2 separate regions of the Mus musculus genome follow, and region 2 is linked to region 1. Evidence: chromatin loops called from intact Hi-C (ENCODE). Cell type or tissue: left cerebral cortex. All regions are shown on one strand. Each heading gives the region's core, and the rest is flanking DNA. Links, peaks and the distances in the headings are about the cores only.

What was found. Hi-C counts contacts between places; a loop is a spot of excess contacts. Peaks named below come from ENCODE experiments on the same cell type or tissue, not always from the same donor. Only the 100,000 strongest peaks of a DNase experiment are listed, where the experiment ranks them.
Region 2: it touches region 1 in a loop (5-fold over the local background); 4 of 42 quality-filtered maps call a loop at or near these places.

Annotation. Positions count from the first base shown.
Region 1 is chr17:63,495,714-63,501,208 of GRCm38, reverse strand. Fbxl17 (F-box and leucine-rich repeat protein 17) reads left to right here and starts at 629. Exons shown (of 9, transcript NM_015794.1): 1 at 629-2,184. The coding sequence starts at 1,192. In left cerebral cortex, for the core only: no CTCF peak of the experiment used is centred there; DNase peaks (open chromatin) are centred at 611, 1,297, 2,063 and 2,346; H3K4me3 peaks cover 3,175 bases; H3K27ac peaks cover 2,185 bases.
Region 2 is chr17:64,326,929-64,332,423 of GRCm38, reverse strand. It overlaps Pja2 (praja ring finger ubiquitin ligase 2), which reads left to right and starts at 541. Exons shown (of 10, transcript NM_001025309.1): 1 at 541-628. In left cerebral cortex, for the core only: CTCF peaks have their summits at 389 and 3,021; DNase peaks (open chromatin) are centred at 261, 1,004 and 1,712; H3K4me3 peaks cover 2,278 bases; H3K27ac peaks cover 1,290 bases.

The sequences.
Region 1 (5,495 bases), core at 249-5,248:
TGTAGCATTGTTATAGCAGCAGAAGAGACTAAGACAACTAACTTTCCCTACCTTCTCCCCTGTGAAAGCTGACCTCTCCCCATCCGAGAACCTGTGTCATCACTGTAACTTAAGACTTCTGAAGTCTGATCAACTTGCATGTTTTAGTTCCCCACCTTAGCCACCAAAGTCTGTCCTAAGGGCACCACACTAATATTCACAGAGTGGACAGACTGGATTTCAAGGTGTCAAACAACAGTAACATTGAGCTTGGAGCCTGGAATGTTGGAGTGTTTTTTCCAGCGTGTATACCTGTTTTCAGCGTGATACATGTTTTCAGCCCGCAATTGTGTGCAAAGGCAGCAGTATGCAACAGGTGCCTAGACACAGGAGTAGAATCAGTGTAGTCACCTAGCTAACGGATCCTTACTGGACTGTCACCCATCACCCAAGGGCTCAGGCCTCTCAGGTGGAACTGGTTCTTCCGTTCTCAATTGGCCTCAGTTTCCGAGTCAGGGCGATGGTGGGGTGGGAAGTGAAGGGGAAGAGCCAAGCTGAGCCTGGCCAATGGCAGCTCTTGAACTTACACCTCCAGACGTCAGCGCGGCCGTGGAAACGGATGTCACCCAGCTGGCTCGGAAGCGTCTCCATCCGCTTCGGGAGAGGGGCGTGAGCCCGGAGGCGTCCAGGCCACCTCCGTGTGCAGCCGGAGGGAGTGCGCGGCCCCGTCAGCGCGCAGCCCCGAGGTCCCCGCTTCTCCCCCGGCGGCGCTCCCGCCCCTGGGTGAGACCCGCGCGCCCCCGCGGGCGGCTCCGCCCCCTCCCGGAGCGGGCGGCGCGCTCCCGCGGCGACGGGCCGTGTCGCGGGCTCGCGCGCCGCCGGCCCAGCCGCAGTTAAAATGGTCCGAGTCGGGCCCGCGCTGCCCCCGCCGCGGCGCTGACTGACTGAACCGGCTGGCCTGGCCGGCAGACTCGCTTCCCTCCCTCGCGTCCCCACAGCTCGCGCCCGTCCTCCTCCCGGCTCCCCGGGGGGCAAAGCATGTAGCCCGCGTCGGGCACCCGGGCGGCCCGCAGCTGACGCCCACCCCCGCCGTCGCGTGTGCCGGGTGCGCGGCGCGGGCGACCCAGCCAGCGGCCTGCCCCGCCGCCGGAGCCCGCCCCTCGGGCCTCCCTCTCCCGCCCCGTCCCGGTCGCCCTCCTCGGGGCCTTCTATATGGGCCACCTTCTCTCGAAGGAGCCGCGTAACCGCCCGAGCCAGAAGAGGCCTCGCTGCTGCAGCTGGTGTCGCCGCCGGCGCCCTCTCCTCAGACTGCCCCGCCGGGCTCTGGCCAAGGCGTCCCCGCAGCCCGCGGCGCCCCGGAGCCGGGACTGCTTCTTCCGCGGGCCCTGCATGCTCTGCTTCATCGTGCACAGCCCCGGCGCGCCCGCCTCCGCCGGCCTAGAGGAGGAGCCGCCGCTCTCGCCACCGCCGCCGCCGCCGCGGGACGGGGCCTACGCCGCCGTCTCCTCGCAGCACTTGGCGCGGCGCTACGCGGCCCTGGCCGCCGAGGACTGCGCCGCCGCCGCACGCCGCTTCCTGCTGTCCTCGGCCGCCGCCGCCGCCGCCGCTGCCTCGTCGCCCGCGTCCTGCTGCAAGGAGCTGGGGCTGGCCGCCGCCGCCGCCTGGGAGCAGCAGGGCCGGAGCCTCTTCCTGGCCGGCGTGGGGCCCGTGCGCTTCCTGGGACCGCTGGCCGCCGTGCAGCTCTTCCGGGCACCGCCGGCGCCGCCGCCGCAGGCCGAGCCCGCCACGGCCCTCGAGATGGTTTGCAAGCGGAAAGGGGCCGGGGTCCCCGCCTGCACCCCCTGCAAGCAGCCCCGTTGCGGCTGCGGGGGCTGCGGCGGGGGCGGCGGCGGCGGGGGAGGGCCCGCGGGAGGAGGTGCCTCGCCGCCGCGGCCGCCCGATGCCGGCTGCTGCCAGGCCCCGGAGCAGCCCCCGCCGCCGCTCTGCCCCGCGCCCGCCTCTCCCGCCTCAGAGTGTGCCCCCATCGTGGCCGCCGCCGGGGACACAGTCCGAGCCGGGGGCACCGCCCCCTCGTCTGCCCAGCAGCAGCCCGAGAGCGGCGACGCGGACTGTCAGGAGCCCCCCGAAAACCCCTGCGACTGTCACAGGGAGCCGCCCCCCGAGATCCCAGACATCAACCAACTGCCGCCGTCCATCCTGCTTAAGGTGGGTCTGGGCGAGGAGGCGCAGGGATGCTCACTCCCCCCCCCCCGCCCCCCTAACCCGGCTCCCCCGCCTCCGAGGCTTTCTCTCTCCTCCCCCTGTGTGCAGAGGAGGGGGGGGGGTTCCCTGACAGCCGGGGGACGCCGGAAGGGGAGACTGGGAAGCCAGTGGGGCCTGAGCTTTCAGCCTGGTGTTGAAGTAGGAAAACTTGGAGGCTGCTGAATGCCTCGAAGTAGCTTAGGTCCTACAACTCGGGGTTCATGCATTGCATTGGCAAACCCCCCAATATAGATACTATACTAGATTCTGTGGAATATACACGCATTTCTTGAGCAAGTTGTATACAGTGGGCAACCACTTTGCATACTGGTGTTTGGAAAGTTTAAAAGTTTGATGGATGCTAGTCTAGTGGCAATAACTTATAGTAAGCATTTACCACGACCAGACACTGACCGAGTGAATGGCAGGCCTTGGTCAGTGTGTTCCTCTGTAGACATCTTTTGAGTGTACTGTCCCGAGGACTTGAATCCTCTCTCAGGGAGTTGAGGAAAGGTCTTCCTGAATGGGGGAAGTTGTTTGCTTGCTCCGGAAAACTTGCAAACCATTGGTTCAGAAGCTGATTTACAACTGGTGTGTGGTCTTTATAAGAAATCTGAGAAGCAGAGAGTGGCTCTTCAAAGGTCAGCTCTGGGAATAGCAGTTTTCCCAAGTACTTAATAAACCTGTTAGGTCTCTGGTTACTGCATTGTTCTGAATCAAATAAACTAGCCTCAGATTTTGCTACTTGTTGCTTTTACAACTTGAAGCAGTGTTACATACTGAAACTGCCGCTAGATTTTTATATGATCAGCCATTGGGTAACAGTTTCCTTACTTATTTTCCCTTTGCAATAATGGTCACCTTGAGCTAAACATTCAATAGGAGCATAATGTTTAGATTGTTACCTTGCTCTCAGTGAGTAAGCCTGTTTCCTTCCAAAATGTAGTAAAGGGGAGAACTTGTCTGACATCACCATTAGAAAGCCTTCTCTACAAGTCTTTTCCACTCTGATATGTCAGTAGATAGGAAGTCTTCATTTTGGTAGGTTTGTTTCAGTTGGGCTGGGTTAATGGTCAAGGTAGTTTCCGGAGGGAAGTTTGCTTGGTAGAAAGCCTGGAAAGTTTTAGGAAGGTAGGTTTACCTCATTTCCTTTCTAAGTGGGCTATGTGGTCTTAAGCTAATTACAATACCGAAAAGTGCTGTGTGTTTACTTAAGAATTATGTCAGTTGTTTTGTAGTGAAAGCTGTCAGAGTAGGGTTGTTACCTTGAGTCTTGGCGCTTCAGGTTGTATAAGATGCTGGAGAGAAGGGGTATTTAAGAACTACTTCAGATTAGCATAGTCAGTTCCAAAGTTGGCCAACCTTCTGGGGTATCCTCCCTCTTATCTACCACCTACATATTCAATTCCTTTTCGAAGTGAGTAAGCAAAACTAACCTAGATCCATGTGGATGGTGTCAGTGATGTGTGGGTCAGAAGTGCCATTTACCTTGACCGGAGAGAAAACTGGAGAAGTACTGGTCCAGACTTGTTTCAGCTCGGCACCTTGGACATGCAGAGAACAAATGAGTCCTTTAAAACTGTGCAGTCACTGAGATAGCTCAGCCTGGAAAGGCGCTTACCAGTGAGCTGATGACCTGAGTTCAGTTATAGGAACCAACATGATGAAAGGAGATAAAGCACTCCTGCAGGCTGTCCTGCCTCCACAGGTGACACACACACACACACACTCTCACTCTTCCGCATGTACACACACAGTCTTGTGTATATTTTTATACATTTGTGCACACACAGTGAGCATGTGCATACATACACTTTTCTATGTACACAAACAATGGAATGTAAAAACATTTTAAACTTTTAAAAAAAGTCACACAGATGACTTAGTTTCCTCAAATCTTTATTTTCTCATCTATAAAATCAGGAGAATGAGCATAAAAATATCGGAGAGGGGCCATGGTTGCATGACAAATGAGTCTTTTCCAAGGAAAACCAAACCTGTCCAACCATTTGAGCTCTAGAATTAAATAAAAGACAAATACTCAGGAGGATTTATCTTAGGAAACTGTTTAAAAAGTCAGTAGTGGAATTTTGCAGCTTCTTGGTAGGTGCTCCTGGCATGACCTACACAAGGTCTAGCTCAGTGTAGGACAATAAGTTAAAGCCAGTTGCTAACCAATAGCAGAGGACTTGGTAGGAAAAACTAAAAGGAAAACTCACATAAAGATGGCCTGAAGGTTAGTGCCACTTGGAGGAGTGGGGAAGGAGCTGGAAGTGGAGCAAGTAGCCAGAGGAAACGGGGGGTGGGGGGAAACAAGCAGGGATAATCTTTTCACACATCTTGGTTTATTACAACCGCATGTGTGGATGAGGGCCGGCAGGAAGGAATGGCCAAGGTGGATCGACAAATTGGCTAAGATAATTATCCCAGTAATTGTAGCACTTGGAGGCAGATGCTGGAGGATCACAGATTGGAGGCCAACGTGATCCAGACCCCATTTCATAAACAAAACAAAAGACAACACTGGCTGGGCCTTAGACATCCCTTGTCTGACCCGTACTCAGACTGACGAGCAGGCTAGACAGTTCAGAACCAACTTTCCAAGACACTGAAACAGCTATGCAGACACAGCAGTTTCCCAGGGAGCCAAGCTAAAGGACAAGAGGATACTAGTGGAACAGACACTTGCACCATAGCGAACAGATTCCAGAAGGAACAGGCCAGTTAAAAATAAAGAGACCCAGAAAGGCCCAAGTCTGTAGTTGTACTGTGTTACCTGAAATACCTAAACATTTTTGAGCTATGAGGAAAAAGAAAGCCGGGAGAAACTGACACCAAGAGGCTTCAAAGAATTCAAAAGGACTATTGTAAATAACAGGATACAGGATGTACATAGCAGAAGGAAAGGAGACCTTCATATCATGAGAGGGGCATATTGGCACTTTGACTCAACCGGTGGGAAATCTTAGCAATGAGGGAGAGATCATAGAAATGTACTCTTTTAGATGCTGCTATGAATAAGAGTTGTTTAATTTTATTTTTAGAATACTTACTACTATTAAAAGTGCTTGCTTAATTAGCCAGCCTCTGTGACGAGAGAGTTTTTTTTTTTTTTTTTTTGCATCTGTTTTATATGTCCACATAACAGGTAACGTGTGTGCAGGTCAGAGTAGGGTGTTCATCCTCTAGAGCTGGGACCTGCGCCCTGATCCTCTGGAAGAGCAGCAAATGCTTGTCCATCTCTCCATCTCCCCAGCCCCTGAACGTTGTATCCC
Region 2 (5,495 bases), core at 233-5,232, 830 kb before region 1:
GCATGCGGGAATGGAGGGAGAAGTGTAACTGCGCCAGTCCTGCGCTCAGCTCTCCACACCCCCTTCCCTTCGGGAGACCCCGCCCTTTTCTCCCAGCCAAACCACAAAAGGCCTGACAGTGGATCGGGCCTCGGCGCCCCGCCCCCGCCCAAACGTCGCAGTGCTGCAGGGGCGGGCGCAGGGCCAGAGAGGGGGCGGAGCCAAGCGCGTCTCCACTCTCCTCGGCCAATCCGCGAAGGGCCTGGGAGAGAGCTTGCAGGCGCCAGGCAGAGAGACAGCCCCAGTTATTTTCCCTTTTTCTGCCACGTCCAACCATGACGTAGGCCTACTTCTAGGACTGCGATTGGATGCGTGCTTTTCCCCCTGCAGAGGGCCGTGAAGTCTATTGGCTGCGCCCTCAGGGGGCGGGGCTAAAGCGCTCCCTTCCTCCGCCTCCTTCGCAGCGCAAGGGGCGGGACGCGCCGCCGCCGCCGCCGCCGTCACCACCTCTGCTTCCGCCGCCGCCGCCGCCGCCGCCGCTGCAGCCGCTGCGCGTTCGGCGGGGGAGGAGTCGGAGGCGGAGAAGAAGGCGGTGGTGGCGGGTGGAGGATCGAGCGCTGTTCTCGCTCTGGAGCCGCTGCACATCTCGGTGAGGGCAATTTTTATTTTTTTCTCTCTCCATTCTGGCTGATTCTGTCAGAGCGGATCTGGGTGAGGGAGCCGCTGCCCAGGCGCCTCGGCTTCGGGGGTCTCCGAGGAACGGACCGAGCCGTGGCCGGCCATGGTGGGTGGGGTTGGCGACTGAGAGGCCTCCGGCCATCCCGCCCGGGGCCGCGCTCTAGCCCGAGCCGCCGCGCCCGCCGCCCGCTCGCTCCCGCCGGCTGTCTGCTGTCCTTGGTGCCCTGGTCAAGGACCCGGCGCCTTGCCCCTCGCGGCCCGCCAGTGCCGCCCACCCTCAGGCCCGCCGCGGAGGACCGTGGCGCACTAGGCCTGCGGGGCCCCTGCCCGGCCCGGCACGGCACGCCTTCCATCCCTGCCTCCCGGATTTGCGTCCTCCCCGATTGTCACCGAGGCCCAGGCACCCTGTCAGGCAGTGCCAGTGGCCTACCGTCTTCTTGGTCAGCGTTAGGCCCCAGCACGCCTGTCAGAGGCACCTTCAGGGCTCCCCTCCCCGCCCCCACCCGCACCTCCACCCCCACCCCAAGATGCCTCCAGGTTTATCATTTTTTGCGCACATTAAAAATGGTGAGTTGAAAGCTGCCCAGACCAAGTTGAATAAAATAAAACAAAAAAAAAAATTGTATGTCTACATAGACAACTGCTTTGACGATCCTCATTCTGTCAAGTATACGATTCTTTTTTTTTTTTTTAAAGAGGCCTTACTCTATTTTTATCACGAAATATTTGCTATTATTTCTTTTAAGATGGCAGTCATTGCTGAAGACTTAACAGGTCATTTGATGAGTGTATACAGGAACGTAAAAAAATAACAGAAATAAACGTAACATGTTTGTGATTGTCTTCTGGATTTCATGTCTTTTTATATGAAATAATTTTATTCTTCTATTACAGACATGCACCCTCCGTGTAAAATTCAGCAGTATAAAGAGAGAAGTATTAAATAAATACTAATATGTGACTATTTTCATCCTTCAGTGCCCCACCAGTATTTCGGTTTGGTGGTCATCTTTCCAAGTGCTTTCACAAACGCATCTTGAAAGATACACACACATGCAGAGTTGTCTCCTTCAGGGATGGGGGTGAGGGCTATGCTGAGCACATTTGTGTAAAGCTTGCTTCTTCTAATTATATATCTTGGACATAGACTCCCGTTTTATGTAGGCCTCCCTAATACTTTTTCTATCTAAGGGTACATCCTATTTCTTTAATTTGATGGACTTTAATTAAGTATTCCTACTGAAAGCCGTTTCAGTGCTTGCAGTTGAAAGTTATGCTTTATACTAAAGGTAACTAACTCACGTATTGATTGATTGATGCTGAACTGTAAGCTCTGAATCGTTTATTTTAGAACATTTCACGGTGTGGAAGACTGTAATGTAAAAAGAGCAGCCCCCACTTTGCCTTCTAGTATATTGCCTCTATCCCAAGACTCAGACACTGTTTTAATAAGGGGGAAAAACCTGTGTGATCATTTCTGGAGCACAGATCCAGACGTACAGTTGCAGAAGTAAAGGGTATGAGTATTTAAATCTGACAGCCATCTAACCCTTATTATTACTCTTTTTAAAGATATTATTACTATTTCCTGAGTGTTTCTTCTAGGTGGTCTTCAGACCACTTGTGAGTTAAAATTTAAAAACCCTATTTTGAATAAGATTACACATAAATTCTTAGAACTGTTTTACAGTCTTAAGCCCCTCCCCAAACTGTTCTCACCATTTTATTCACATCTTGCTTTATATTAAAGCTTTAGTTACCCCTCATATATATCATTCCTTTTCAATATTCCCAGCTCCTTTATAGTTGTATTGCTGTAGTAGATGAAAACTTTAAGGTAACTTTGTTTTCCTGTCTCTGGCAATAAAAAAAAGCTTTTGATCCTTGCCACCCCCCCCCCCCCCCGTTTTTCATGGAGCTAATATTTGTATTTACTTGACAATTATCTGAAAGTATTTTTTTGGTTTCCTTTCCAGTTTTTATGACATTCTGACATTGCATTGCCCCTTAGGTGCTACATATTGTTGAGTAGTAGGGCTAATGCTACTAAGACTAGGGCTAATAGTTAAAATATGTCACTTTTTCTTTAAGGTAAATGCTTCTGAGGTTAGCATTAAATATGATTTTTCACAAAGCTTTTTAATAGTCAATATTAGGTTAAAATATGCCCTTCTGTTTTTAGCTTGCCCAGATAATGTTTTTGTTCTTATTTTTAAAAACATTTACTGAGCGTGTGTGTGCACATGTGTGTTGTTACAGCATGCTTATGGAGATGAAAGGACAACGTATGGGAGTTGGTTCTTCTGTCATGGGCTTCAGGATTGCATAGTGTCAGGCTTTGTGGCAAGCACCCTGACCTACCTGCTGCCTCTCTGGCTCCTCTTGCTGTCATTCTTAATATTTATAAAAAAGTAGTGGAGGTTAAGTTTTTTTTCTTTTCCTTCTTTCTTTTTTTATTTTTTGACATCTTTTCAACTATATATATGGTTCCATTTGGGTGTCACTAGTGGTTCTTATATACTAGTTCCTTAAAAGAGATTATCTTTTCAAAAAGTCAACTTTTTTAAATTAGAGAGTAAATTAGAATTAATGAAATGTACTTACTTAAGATGTACATCTCATTGTGTTTTCATAAAAGTATACTTTTATGTCTCTCTCTCTCTATATATATATATATGCACACACATTGTGTGTGTGTGTGTGTGTGTGTACATATAATATATAACATAGGACAATATTTTCACCTCTCTGAAAACTTCTATTCCTTTGAGGTCAACCAGACTTTGACCCTGAGCCCCGGGAAACCACTTACCTTTCTCACAGTATACATTGTTTTCCCTTGGTCTACTATTTCATATAAATGTAATTATTTCTTTTGTATCTGCTATTTCCCAGCATCATGCTTTTGAAGACCATTTGTGTGTGTGTGTGTGTGTGTGTGTGTAAAACTAGCTTCTGTTTTTTGTGAAGTAGTTCATGATAGTTGTTGATTTACTACTGTTTTAGTCATTTAATCAATGTATTTGGGTTGTTGCTGATTTGGGGTTGTTATTAATAAAGGTGCTGTGAACATTTATTCTGAGTTCTTATGTGAATTGAAACATTTTTTAACCTGGAAAATCTCTAGATGTAGTATTTATTGACTTATATAGAAAATGAATGTTTAATCATTGTCTCATGTTCCTTGTCTGCCAGTGACACACAGCAGTTTGCCTTACCCACACCCTTACACCCTTCTAGTATATGTATAGTAGTTTTACTATATCACACTGGCTTTTATTTTTTGTTCACATGTTTGTTATCTTGGTCTTTTCGAAAAGAAATCTGTTTTGTAGCTGAGGCTGTAATGAACTCAAACTATGTAGTTCAAGCTAGCCTTGAACTCTTAATCCTCCTGCCTCAGGCTTCTGGCTTCTGGGATCATTCCTGGGACGCAGTGAATTTTAACTTATATTTACTGGATGACTCATGATGCTGATAAGCTGGTCTGTGTCTTCATTTGTAAATGCTTTCTTCAGATCTTTCAGCCATTTTAAAACTCAGGTTATCCTAATGAATTTTAAAGCTTTTTAAATATGTTGTTTATATGGCTACACTGACAGACATGAAACACACATTTCAATATGAAGGTTTTTATGTTTTCTTTATTTCCAAACTATAAACAAGAGGAGGAGCTGAAGAGATGGCTCTGCAGGTAAGAGCACCTGCTGCTCTTCCAGAGGACCCAGTTTCAGTTCTCAGCACCCACATTGGTCTGCTCACAAATGCCTGTAACTCTAGCTCCATGGAATCTAATGTTGTCTTCTGGCTCCACAGGTACCTTCACTCATGTGGCAACACAAATAATTCCTTAAAAAGAGCTTTTAATGGGAATTAATTTGGCTAATGAGCTTCTTTTTTTTCCCCTTTTCTTTTTCCTGTGCTTCTGTGCTCTGAGGATTCTTTACCAATTGCAAAGCTGTACAAGTTTCCTCATGTTTTTGGCTATGTATTTAATAGTTTTGGCTTTTACATCACGATGCGTTACATATTCTGAGTTATATTTTTGTTTTATGATGTGAGAAAAGGTTTAAGGCTTGTTTTCTTATCCATTGGCTATGTCGTTCTAGTTCCATTTGTCAAGAACATTCCTTTTCTTATTCAGTTAAAAGTTAGTATACTAAGACCACAAATGTGATGTGTTTCTGGACTGTCCCCTTGATCTCTATGCCTGAAATTTTGAAAATACTAGATTATAGTGGCATTTACTTTGTAATAATTCTTGAAATCAGGAACGTGAACTCCTGAGCTCTCTTTAAGCATCACTTTGGCTCTTGGCAAGATGGCTTAGTGTAGTAAAAAGTGCTTGTTTCTCAAGCAGGAGGCCTGTGCTCCAGTCCCTAGCACCCACGTAAAAACTAGCCTCATGTGGCCATGTGCTTGTGATTCCTGCACTGAAGGATAGAAACAGCTAGAGCAGAGGCAGATGGCCACCCAGGGTTGGCTAGCCATCTACTCTACCCTATCAGTGAGCTCCAGGTCCCGTGAAGAGACTCTGTATACACACAAGGATACATAAAATGAAGCTCAAGAGAAAACGTTACCTGAGTTGACACCTAACCTTTCAACTAGAACTTTGTATACTGTTAATTAGAAATGGAGATTGTTTGCTATAAAAAAACAGTATTTTCACCCTTCAATGCAATTTTGTTGTAGCTTCTTGACTAGTAAACTTTGCATTGAGAAATTTAGTTTCTTAAAGTCAGTTTTTTTCCCTGAGTGTTTTCTCTGTTTCCAACTAAGTTGACAGCAAATGGTACAGTTTATCATACTAAGTTCATTCCCATTCTGTAAGAGAT